2 separate regions of the Homo sapiens genome follow, and region 2 is linked to region 1. Evidence: read pairs that join two places in POLR2A ChIA-PET (ENCODE). Cell type or tissue: PC-9. All regions are shown on one strand. Each heading gives the region's core, and the rest is flanking DNA. Links, peaks and the distances in the headings are about the cores only. Region 1 holds the start of LINC01508 (long intergenic non-protein coding RNA 1508). Region 2 has its middle 140 kb from the start of LINC01508.

Region 1 (5,393 bases), core at 307-5,306:
TTAAAGGATTCGGTGTTCTGATCCATAAACAATAATACTTCTATCATAGTGTTGTTATGAAAATTACAATTAACCTAGAAGATAAATACTTCCTTTAAGGGCGTCTTGAAGGATCATGCAGCTGGATCTAATGATTGCATTCAAATTATTGCTTGGACTGTATGGCTCTTCCCATTTTAAAATGTCCGTAGGAGGTTACCAATGATTTCCTAGCAAGCAGACAATCTTGGGTTAAGTTTGAACTTCTGATGTGAGAGAACATAATTTCAATTAGCTAACTCCTAATTTTTCTATTCTACTAACTTCAAAATTCCAGCTAAATTGTAACAAAATAAAATTGCGCACTTAAAATTTGTTAAAATGTTACATTTTATATTATGTATATTTATCACAATAAAAATATGTATGATAAATATTTAAGTGATTGGAAAGTAAATATCTTTAAAAAATGAAATAAATGATAAAATTTTCTTTTTAAAAAATTTAACTATTGGATGCAAAAGTTAGGGATCAGATCTGCATTAAATATTATAAATATAGCTATTGTTAAAACAAGATAAATAATCAGATTTAGGATAGTAATGTTTGGGTTATACATTAGAATTGCAATTATTCATCCTATAAGAAAGAAAATAGTGCAAATAAATTAAATTTTTAACATGCAAAGTATTGCCATTGGACCTCAGTCAACTTCTGTCTCCATCTTTTCCTTGCATGAAACATAGCTGATAGTATTTTCTGTTTTTTTGTTTTTCTGGTGGCCCTTCTCTAGATGGGGGATGTTAATGGGAAAGCCTGTTGAGGAAAAGCCAAAAGGTAGTTTATGTGCCTGCAGATAGGAAGAGTAACTGCTGCCCTATGTGCTCCCATTCCCAGGAGAGCAGTTGAGTATTTGGAGACACTCAGGACCATTCTCCTCTGCCCCACTGTCTCTGCGGGAACTCATACATTCCAGGGAGGAGAATAGTGGACTCACATTAACCCCAAGAAACTCTTCTGTGAAAGCGAAGCATATCTTCTTGATTTCCAGAAGGCAAGCACAAGCTTAGCCTTGGGAAAGAGTTCTGCAAGATGCTCCCTTTTTGAGGACTGGGAAATTCATGTGTGGGAGTAGCGGAGAGCAGGACACCAGGTGCTGCTTGATCAAGATGGCAGTAAACAGATCATCAGAAGTGAGATTTTATTTTTCCATTTTAAGGAGTTTCATGTATGTTATCTTTCAATAGCTCTCAATTCCGGGATGCTCTGCTGCTCAGGGAGCACATCAGATTTTTGGTTATTTCAGTGACTGGAGAGAAATTCCTGGCATATACTGAGCAAGATGCTTGCTAATAAGGCTTCAGCATAGAAAAATAGTCCTGCCATAGAAAGACTACTGCTGCCCGAAATGTTTCCCTCGACAAACTCTGATAGATGAACAAAATTTAATTTCTTTTAGTTGCTTGACATAAACCTTGATCTTTTAATGGTCTTTCCTGCTGTCAATTTTTTTGAAATAACAGAAGACTGAGAGCATTTATAGAAATATTTAGTTTTATGCAGGTCAGAAGCACTGTGCTATGCCAGGAATCAGTGAAAAAAGAGAGAAGTACAAAGCCTGGTGCTTTTGCTGTCAAACACAGGTCCTCAGCTGAAGCATGAAATTATCAAAATTGTTTTTTTCCTCTTTCATCTTCATTTATTTACATCTTCAGAGAATAGAGACAGTTTCTGAAATTTTCTTGTGAATACCAAAATTTTATGTTAATAAATAAATAATACGCAAATAAATAATATCCACAGTAACCATGCATACGGCAAATTGATTAGTAACTGTTTTCACATTGAAACCAGCTATAATGAAAGAACTGATTATCATTAAGTATTCAATTGCTTTTAGTATTTGAGATATCGGATGTTAGAACTAAGCTTAGAAGTCTAGTTTGGTAAAGATGAATCATTTTTTATTTATTCTTTCACTTGCTGTTTTCCCTGTTTATAACAATTTATTTTCCTATTCTTCTTAATGTTCTTGTATGTCTATGATCGCTTGTTAGTGTGCTGTAAATTTTTAAGAGTGTAAAGAATATAATCTCATATTCTAAGGAAATGAGGAATTGTGTAAAATTGGTTTTAAAAACTCATTGACCTTTCAAATTACTTTTGAGCTCAGAAGTAGAATTGGCTATAAGCGTACACTCCTTTTGGTCCATTACTGAACCACAGTGATGACTTGTGCAATAGAATTTTAGTTCCGGGATGACCGTTTGAAATGATTTTACCCATCTCCCTCATCGCATGTGTGATATCATTCGTTCTGCATGGAAAGTTGTGTCTAATCAAACTATTGGATTTCTACTTTCCTGATTGGTAACTCCAGGGAAGAGATTTCCCATGGAGCTGGGTGGAGGTGAGGATGGGGGGATGTTTTCAGGATGAAACTGTTCCACAGATCATCAAGCATTAGATGATTCTTAAAAGGAGCACGCAACCTAGATCCCCCGCGTGTGCAGTTCACAGTAGGGCTCCGCTGCCATGAGAATGGAATGCCTCTGCTGTTCTGACAGGAGGCGGAGCTGGGCGGTAATGCTGGCTAGGCTGGGCTGCTCACCTCCTGCTGTGCGGCCCGGTTCCTAACAGGCCACAGACAGGCCCGGGGTGGGGGAGGGGGATCCCTGCTTTAGTTGAAAGGAGGTGAGTCCTTATATAAATAGAAACTAACAAGAGGAATCTTCAGAAAGTGGGAAAGCCAGTGAAGCTCGACAAATGACCTCGGGGAAAACGTCAGCATTCCTCAAAACCCCTCCCAGCACAGTAGTGCACTCCCAGCTCCCTGAGGGCCTGGCTCTAAGTCTGAGGAAACACACTCTCTCTCGAACTTGAACTTGCCAGAGAGAACTCAGGCACTGACTGTGACGACGCGGGTGGGGAGAGACTGTGCACCTACACGTGTCACTTCACAAAGGCCTCCAGGTAACAAGCACAAACCTGAGTCCCAGGAGGAAGAAGAACGGCCCCTGGGTTTTTTCGTTTGTATATTTGTTGTTGTTGTTTGCTAAAGAGCATATGATTTGTGAATTGGCAGTAAGAGAGACGGAGGATTTCTTTTCGGAGTTCCACCCTGAATACAGTCCTCTCAAAGGATGACTTAGACTGCTGCTGTGAGAGCTTGAATTTAATCACAGCCTCTGTCATCCTACTCCACCTTCAGGATGAGACCAGGTCCTTCTGAGCACATGCAGTGCCGTGCATGTGTGTGCGTATGTGTGTCTCAGTCATACAGGCCTAAGTCAAGGGATAACGTTACTCCTAATCTGCTTGTACACCTCCGCCCGCCTCCTGACCAGCGTGGTCTGTTTTGCTAGTCTAAATATCCACAGAGAAAACTGGTTCATGAGGAAGAATATCTGTTTAAGGCAAACCCCTCTCCACCCCCATATCAACCCACTCAGCTTCTCCGCTTTATGGATAAAAACTTAAAATGGAGGCTTTCTGTTAACTGCTTTCAGTCTTAAGGCAGAAACAACTCCATTTCATACATTTGGAACTTGGCACTAGCATCAAAACTGGGTCAGGGAATTTAAGCCTAAATCAAGGACCCAGCTCGGAAGCTTAATTTTAATAAATCCAGATTATGGGAATAAATATCAATGTGTATTCACTCAAAGATGAGTGTCTCTTTATAATTAAAAAATATCAGATTGTCACAATACATAGTGTTGTTTGATTTGCTATAGGTATGTTTGTATTTAGGAAAATTATAAAGTCATGGACAAAAAGAATCCCAGCCAATCTGCGATATTTATTACATCTCAGGGGAATGGGGAGTGTTCACCTAGTTTTTAATTTTGAGAAGATTTCTCAAATGCTGTTATTGATGCATCAGATCTTTGCCTAATGCAGGTATTACGTGACCTGATTGCATTACTACTAGTATTATATTAATTTGGGGAAGAGAAAATAGACATCAGATTTTTGTCTAATCATCACCTATGAGAAACTTTAATACCATGAGTACACTGTATATCTGCTTATGTAGTGTACATGTCTGTGCTTCATACGAAAAGAAAAAGACTAAGTACAAACCTTACTAATTTTATTCATTGCCAGGTTAAGAATGACTAAATAAAATGCTTAAGTTAAAACTTAAAATTAAAAGCTATAACATTTAACTTTCTCTTTTTAGCCTAATAACTATTAATGTAATTTATTGCTTTATACAAACTGCAATGGATCACATTGTTTATAAATATATAATAATAGCAATGTAATATACATTTTAAACATCATTCATAACTGCTTTTTCCCATCAAAGGTGAATAATTGAAAAATTAATTTCTTCAAAAATTTAGTGAAGTTAACTTTTGCTTGATAAGAAAAGATACTTTTTAACTATAATTCATCACTGCTTTTTTTTTAGCACTTGACATAGTCAACAATGAGTTGAATAACATTTTTATAATTAAATGATAAAATACAAACAATTACATTTAATTCCCAAAGCCTAAGTCACACATAAAATCACTGAGATCATGTGAGAAGCAATGCTTACAAGGTGACCAGGGCAGCCAACAGCACAGGCCAGCTCTCCCCATGTGACTTTGAAATGGAGCAAGGGATGGAGAAGAAGCCCCCTACTCATGGCCATTTGCCACATTTTTGTAACATGACCTTGGATACGTTTTGGGTCTCTGCCAGGAACTCAGTGTCCATGCTGCTTTTGTGATATCTAAGAAAACTCAATAGGAGAAATTAAATACTAGAGAATAAGGTTGGTTCTCCTGCCTTAGTCTCCTGAGTAGCTGGGATTACAGGTGCCCACAACCACGCCCAGCTAATTTTTGTATTTTTAGTAGAGACGGGGTTTCACTAAGTTGGTCAGGCTGGTCTCCAACTCCTGATCTCAAGTGATCCACCTGCCTCGGCCTCCCAAAGTGCTGGGATTACAGGTGTGAGCCACCACACCCTGCCAGAGAAAATAAGGTTTTGTTGGGTAAGGTTGAGCTTTGGAGAGCCACAAATAAATATCATATCTAATAATTTTTTTGCTTCCGGAATTTTTACCTCCTAAGGAGTGATATTGCCTCTATTGAAAATGCATGCTGTAGTTATATTTATGTTATAAAACTGGAGTATTTTGATTTCCTTCTTTTATTTATCACATAATTATATTACCACTATTCTTAGATCAAAAGGAAGATTACTTGAATCTTCTATACTTTTCTACCTCAAAAAATGAAGCAAACAAACAAATTAGATCTGTTTACTTAAAAAATACTGTTTGGGACCTTGAATTCTGTCTTTTTCTGAATTACAGTCTATTGATTTAAAGCACAAATCTTCACCTTTACTTTGGAGTTGCCAACTACTCCCTAAGAATTCTGGAGCATCTCATCAAACCATTCCATTTCCTG
Region 2 (5,393 bases), core at 302-5,301, 140 kb after region 1:
TATTTACATTTTAATTTAAAAATTGGAACTGCGAATAACTCCTGCCAAACTCTGCTGACACTTTAATTTCAGCCTGTGAGACACTGAACAGGGAACCCAGTCATGCTCTGCCGGATTCTGACCCACAGAAACTCAGATGAGACATTTATGATGTTCTAAGCTGCTGAGTTTGTAGTAATTTGTCATGCAGCAAATTAAACAATAAAATAACACGATAAAAAAAACCCTAGAAATAAATACTTAACAAAATACTCCGAAAGACAAAAATGGCATTTCATAAGGAAAAAGACATACATGGCCAATAAATATATGAAAGATATATTTAAATTTAACCTCTAACAAGCAGTGCAAGTGAAGCTATGATGAAATAATATTTTATATCTATTAAATTGCCATTACTTGAGAAAACCATCAATACCAAGATTTGCAGATGATATAAATCAAGAATCTTGTATATATTGTTCATAGAAATGTAAATTAATATAACTACTTGGGTAAATTATGTAGCATTATGTAGTAAAGTGGAATATTTGCGTATCTTATTATGACTAGGAAATTCTCTTCCTGGGAACATTCCCAAGAACTTTGCAAGTGTGCATTAGGAATGACGTATAAGTTCAAAACAGCACGGTTTTTGTTAGACATACCTTGGAAATAACCAAAACCCCTGTTAGTGGAAGAATGTATAAATTAACTGTGGCACAGTCACACATGAAATATTATGTAGTAGTCAACATGGCAGCCACACAGAGCCATAGAGTTCAATCTTAGCAATATACAGTAATAAAATGTAGCACATTTCTGAAGGTTAAATATAGCAGGATGTCATTTTGATAAAGTTAAGAAATTAATTATCATAAGAACTTTTAAAAAGGTTTCTAGAAACTTTCATGCTAAAATAGTATTTTGCAAAAGCATCAGAATGATAAACACAAATTTCAGGAGAGTCATTACCTCAGATGGCAAACAGCAGGAGTTTGGGTAGGGAAGGAACACAGGGGAAGACGTTAAAGTGGCAATTGGATGTAAAATTAATGTGGCCTCTGGGAAATTTCTAGTAAATAGAATATTCAATTTAGCTTTCTTTTTTTCTATCTAATTTGCTTATAGTTCATAATAGCAATATAAAAACTTTCAAGGAAATAAAAAACCAGTTATCCCACTATGAAACAAAATACTTAATTTTCTTAATTTTTCCATGTTTTTTTCATTATGTCCGTCATATGTCAATAGATATTTTTTAACAGTTTAATTATGTCAGTAATTTATTGCACATTTTCTCTCTCTTTATAATTGGCTTTTGGATATAAACTGAGCGCCACAACCTCTGATGATTTATAGTCACAGATGCTCTAGAGGATTAATGCAGTATATCATGCTGTGCGTCAAATTTCTTGGAAGAAATCTACGAGGAAATCACTGAGTATTATTAGGGGATCAATCATGTGACTGAGTCTAGCTTTTAGCACACTGTTACTGCATCAGTCAATTGAAGAAATAAAACTAGTACCTCACATCTGTGTTTGCAAAGATGTTGGATTTGTCTGTACTGTGCGTAGCTCAAAATACTGGGGAAAACCTGCCTTCAGTCGTCTGCAGCGACCCAGCTGTGTGCACTGAGACTGACCACATGTCTTCCAGGGCAAGGGCTTCCTTATGGATGAAATGAGAAACTGGATTTGATGAGCTCTAATCTTCTTCTAACATCTCAGGTTTTGTAAACCTCAGAATGAAAAAGAACACTTCCAAGCAAGTTAATGCAAATACTGTCACTTGGAGACGTTTTTACTTTTGTGGTTAAATTTTTGTTGCTAGAAAAACAACACACAATTCTAACTCACTGCATTTTGGAGGCACAGAATATTAAACATTGATAGTAAATGGAAGCCTCTGTTACTCGCTCTTAAAAATGAAAGAAGGAAAGGCTAAGACAACATTGGCAAACTGGACAGTTACAGAAGGAGTGTTTAGCCACTAAGACAAAAATATGAGGACATTATGTGAATAAGGGAACTGGGTGTGCTCCTCAAAAAGAACTGGTGGTTGGGGCAGAGACATACAGAGTCTGCCTTCAAACATTTGAAATATTGTCCATAACTAAACAGGATTAAACCTTCCCTATGCAATTACAGAGACAGAATTAACACAAATAAATAGAATCAGACAGGCTAATAATAAATATCCAAATAAAAAAATAATCTTTTAAATATTAAACTTATTCAAAAACGAATTAGTTTCTCATGAAGCAATGTAATTAGTTGCATAATTATCAGAATTTATGGAGAAATATTCCAAAATTGGCTTAGAAGTTTAATAAAATGACCCTGAATTCCTTCCAATGTTAAGATTCTTTATATTATTTTGACATTAGAACATTATAAAACAGTACATAATCTTTTAACCCTCTTTATTTTTGCATATGAAACTTAAACACATCTTTTATGTAATCTCACAGACAACATGTATGTCTTTTTCCTTATGAAATGCCATTTTTGTCTTTGGGAGTATTTTGTTAAGTATTTATTTCTAGGGTTTTTTTTTATCGTGTTATTTTATTGCTTAATTTGCTGCATGACAAATTACTACAAACTCAGCAGCTTAGAACATCACAAATGTCCATCTGAGTTTCTGTGGGTCAGAATCCGGCAGAGCATGACTGGGTTCCCTGTTCAGTGTCTCACAGGCTGAAATTAAAGTGTCAGCAGAGTTTGGCAGCAGTTATTCGCAGTTCCAATTTTTAAATTAAAATGTAAATATTTTAGTTCAAGTATTTTTCTATTTAGTTCAAGTATTTTATATTTTGTGTTTGAATTTTGAATGCCCACCTATTTTCTGGAAAAAAAAATCTGAAAGGGTAAACATTTCCCTTCAATGTGACACTGAAGCAGAATTAGTATGTTAAACAAACGTGTGTTCCTTTGGTTCGAGATATTTTCTAATTTTCCTTGTGACCTCTTCCTTAACCCATTATTTAACAGTGTGTTACTTTCCACATATTAGTGTTTTTTTCAGCTCTCCTTTTGCTATTGATTTCTAGTTTTATTCCCTTATGGTCAGAAAAGATACTTAGTATGATTTTAATCTTTGTAAATTTTTCAAGACTTGTTTTATGAACTAAGACGTGGATAATCTTGTAGACTTATTTGGAAACTATAAAAAACTCTTACAACTTAATAATATGAGGACATATAACCCAATTAAAATGGGGCAAATAATAGATATTTCTTTAAAGAAAATATACAATGGGCCAATAAACCCATGAAAGATGCTCAACATCATTAGTCGTCAGACAAAAGCAAATCAGAAACACAGTTCTATACCACCTCACTCCTACTAGGCTATTAAAAAACAAAACAAAACAAACAAAAAACAAAAAAAAAAAAACCAGAAAATTAAAAGTGTTGAGAGGAAGTGAAGAAATTGGAATCCTCATACATTGGTGGTGGGAATATAAAACCGTGCAGCCACTTTGGAACACAGTTTGGCATTTCCTCAAAAAGTTAAATGACCTAGAAATTCTACTTTTAGGTTTACACCCAAATACAAAAAAATGTGAAGATATATGCCCCCACAAACACTTTTGCATGAATGTTCCTAGCAACATTACTCTTATTATTCAAAAATTAGAAGAAACCCAAATTTCCATCAATGAATGAATTGGTAAAAGGTGACATATTTATATAATTAAATATTATTCAATAATAAAAAGGAATGACATGCTGATACATGCTACAATATGGATGAACCTTGAAAACATAATGCTAAGTAAAAGGATGCAAGCCAAAAAAAAAAAAAAAAAAAAAAAACAAGCTACATATGGTATGATTCAATATATAAAAAATATCCAGAATAGACAAATCTATTAATGGCCGCTTAGCACCAAGGAGAGGGGTTGAGGAAAATGAGGAGTAACTGCTAAATGGCCAAGTTTCTCTTCGGAATGATGAAAACGTTTGAAAATTGATCATGGTAATGGTTGCAAAACTGTGGATATCCTAAAAACCATTGAATTAACCATTTAAATGGGCAATTTATATATGAATTATATATCAATAAAACTGTTACATAAATATTATGTACAAAAATATTCATGGGGCATTGAGAAAAAAATGAAAAATCAATAAAAATGTCCATTAGTGACAACTACATTGAAGAGCATCTTTTTAATGGAATATTATGTAGTCTCCCAAAAGAATATGGCAGAGAATACACCCACTGATGTATTCTGAATACACTCACTGATGAGAAGCAAGCTCTGTGCAACGAAAAGCCGGTTTTCTAAAAATGTATGCATACCATATTCCAATTTTTAATTTAAAGTGTATATATTTAGGCCAGGCGCGGTGGCGCATGCTTGTAATCCCAGCAGTTTGGGAGGTCAAGACGGGCAGATCACCTGAGCTCAGGAGTTCGAGACCAAGCTGGCCAGCATGGTGAAACCCCATCTCTACTAAAAATACAAAAATTACTTGGGCGTGGTGACACGTGCCTGTAATCCCAGCTACTTGAGAGGCTGAGGCAGGAGAATTGCTTGAACCCGGGAGGCAGTTTGTGGTGAGCCCAGATCACACCATGGCACTCCAGCCTGGGCAACAGAGGGAGGCTCCATCTCAAAAATAAAAATAAAAATAAATAAAGTGTTTACATTTATTAACTATTTGTGTAAGAGCACTACAAAATAAACAAAAGACAGAGCTATTTGCCAAAATCATCATTGGAAAGTATGGTGAAGAAGAAGAAAAGAAGAAAATATGAGAATGGGAGGCCATCTGAACCTTTTAATGTTTATTTTACATACTCTGAAATTGCTGGAATGTTTGAGGATGAGAATGTATTTTTGTATGATGTGGATAATGAGTTATAAACAGATAAACAAATAGTTAAATAGGAACACCGAGTGTGTGGAAATTAAGAGTTTGACAAAGGCTTACCATTCATTCAGTGTCCTCTGACCCAGCCAAGCAGGGCCACTGCTGCCGGTACAAATGGCTTCTGCCAGGGACTGTACCTGCAGGCTAGTCAGAATCATGGTTTTGAGGAGGACAGAGATTTTTATTCTGAGAAAAGAAAAGAGGGGCTATCCCAAGGTTTTGTGTTTTTTTGTTGTCTTTACATTTTATTGAATTATTTTCTTCTTCCTTTCCATTTTTTTATTTCTTGTAATTCATTTCTAATTTCTATTTTCATAATTCATTTCTATTTCTTGTGATTTATTTCTGTTTTTTTTTAATTTAATTTTATTTTAAGACAGAGTCTCACTCTGTTGCCCAGGCTGGAGTGCAGTGGAGCAATCTCGGCTCACTGCAACCTCCGCCTCCTGGGTTCAAGTGTTTCTCCTCCCTCAGCCTCCCAAGTAGCTGGGATTACAGGCATACGCCACTACGCCTGGCTAA

The links. ChIA-PET counts read pairs that join two places held together with the same protein. Peaks named below come from ENCODE experiments on the same cell type or tissue, not always from the same donor. Only the 100,000 strongest peaks of a DNase experiment are listed, where the experiment ranks them.
Region 2: POLR2A ChIA-PET joins it to region 1 with 9 read pairs; 2 of 35 experiments call an interaction of 5 or more read pairs at or near these places.

What each region holds. Positions count from the first base shown.
Region 1 is chr9:90,430,990-90,436,382 of GRCh38, reverse strand. It overlaps LINC01508 (long intergenic non-protein coding RNA 1508), which reads left to right and starts at 2,894. Exons shown (of 3, transcript NR_109795.1): 1 at 2,894-2,952. In PC-9, for the core only: no CTCF peak of the experiment used is centred there; a DNase peak (open chromatin) is centred at 2,742; H3K4me3 peaks cover 2,051 bases; H3K27ac peaks cover 2,187 bases.
Region 2 is chr9:90,292,821-90,298,213 of GRCh38, reverse strand. No RefSeq gene overlaps it. Among named protein-coding and RNA genes, the nearest start is that of LINC01508, 140 kb to the left of the region's middle. In PC-9, for the core only: no CTCF peak of the experiment used is centred there; no DNase peak of the experiment used is centred there.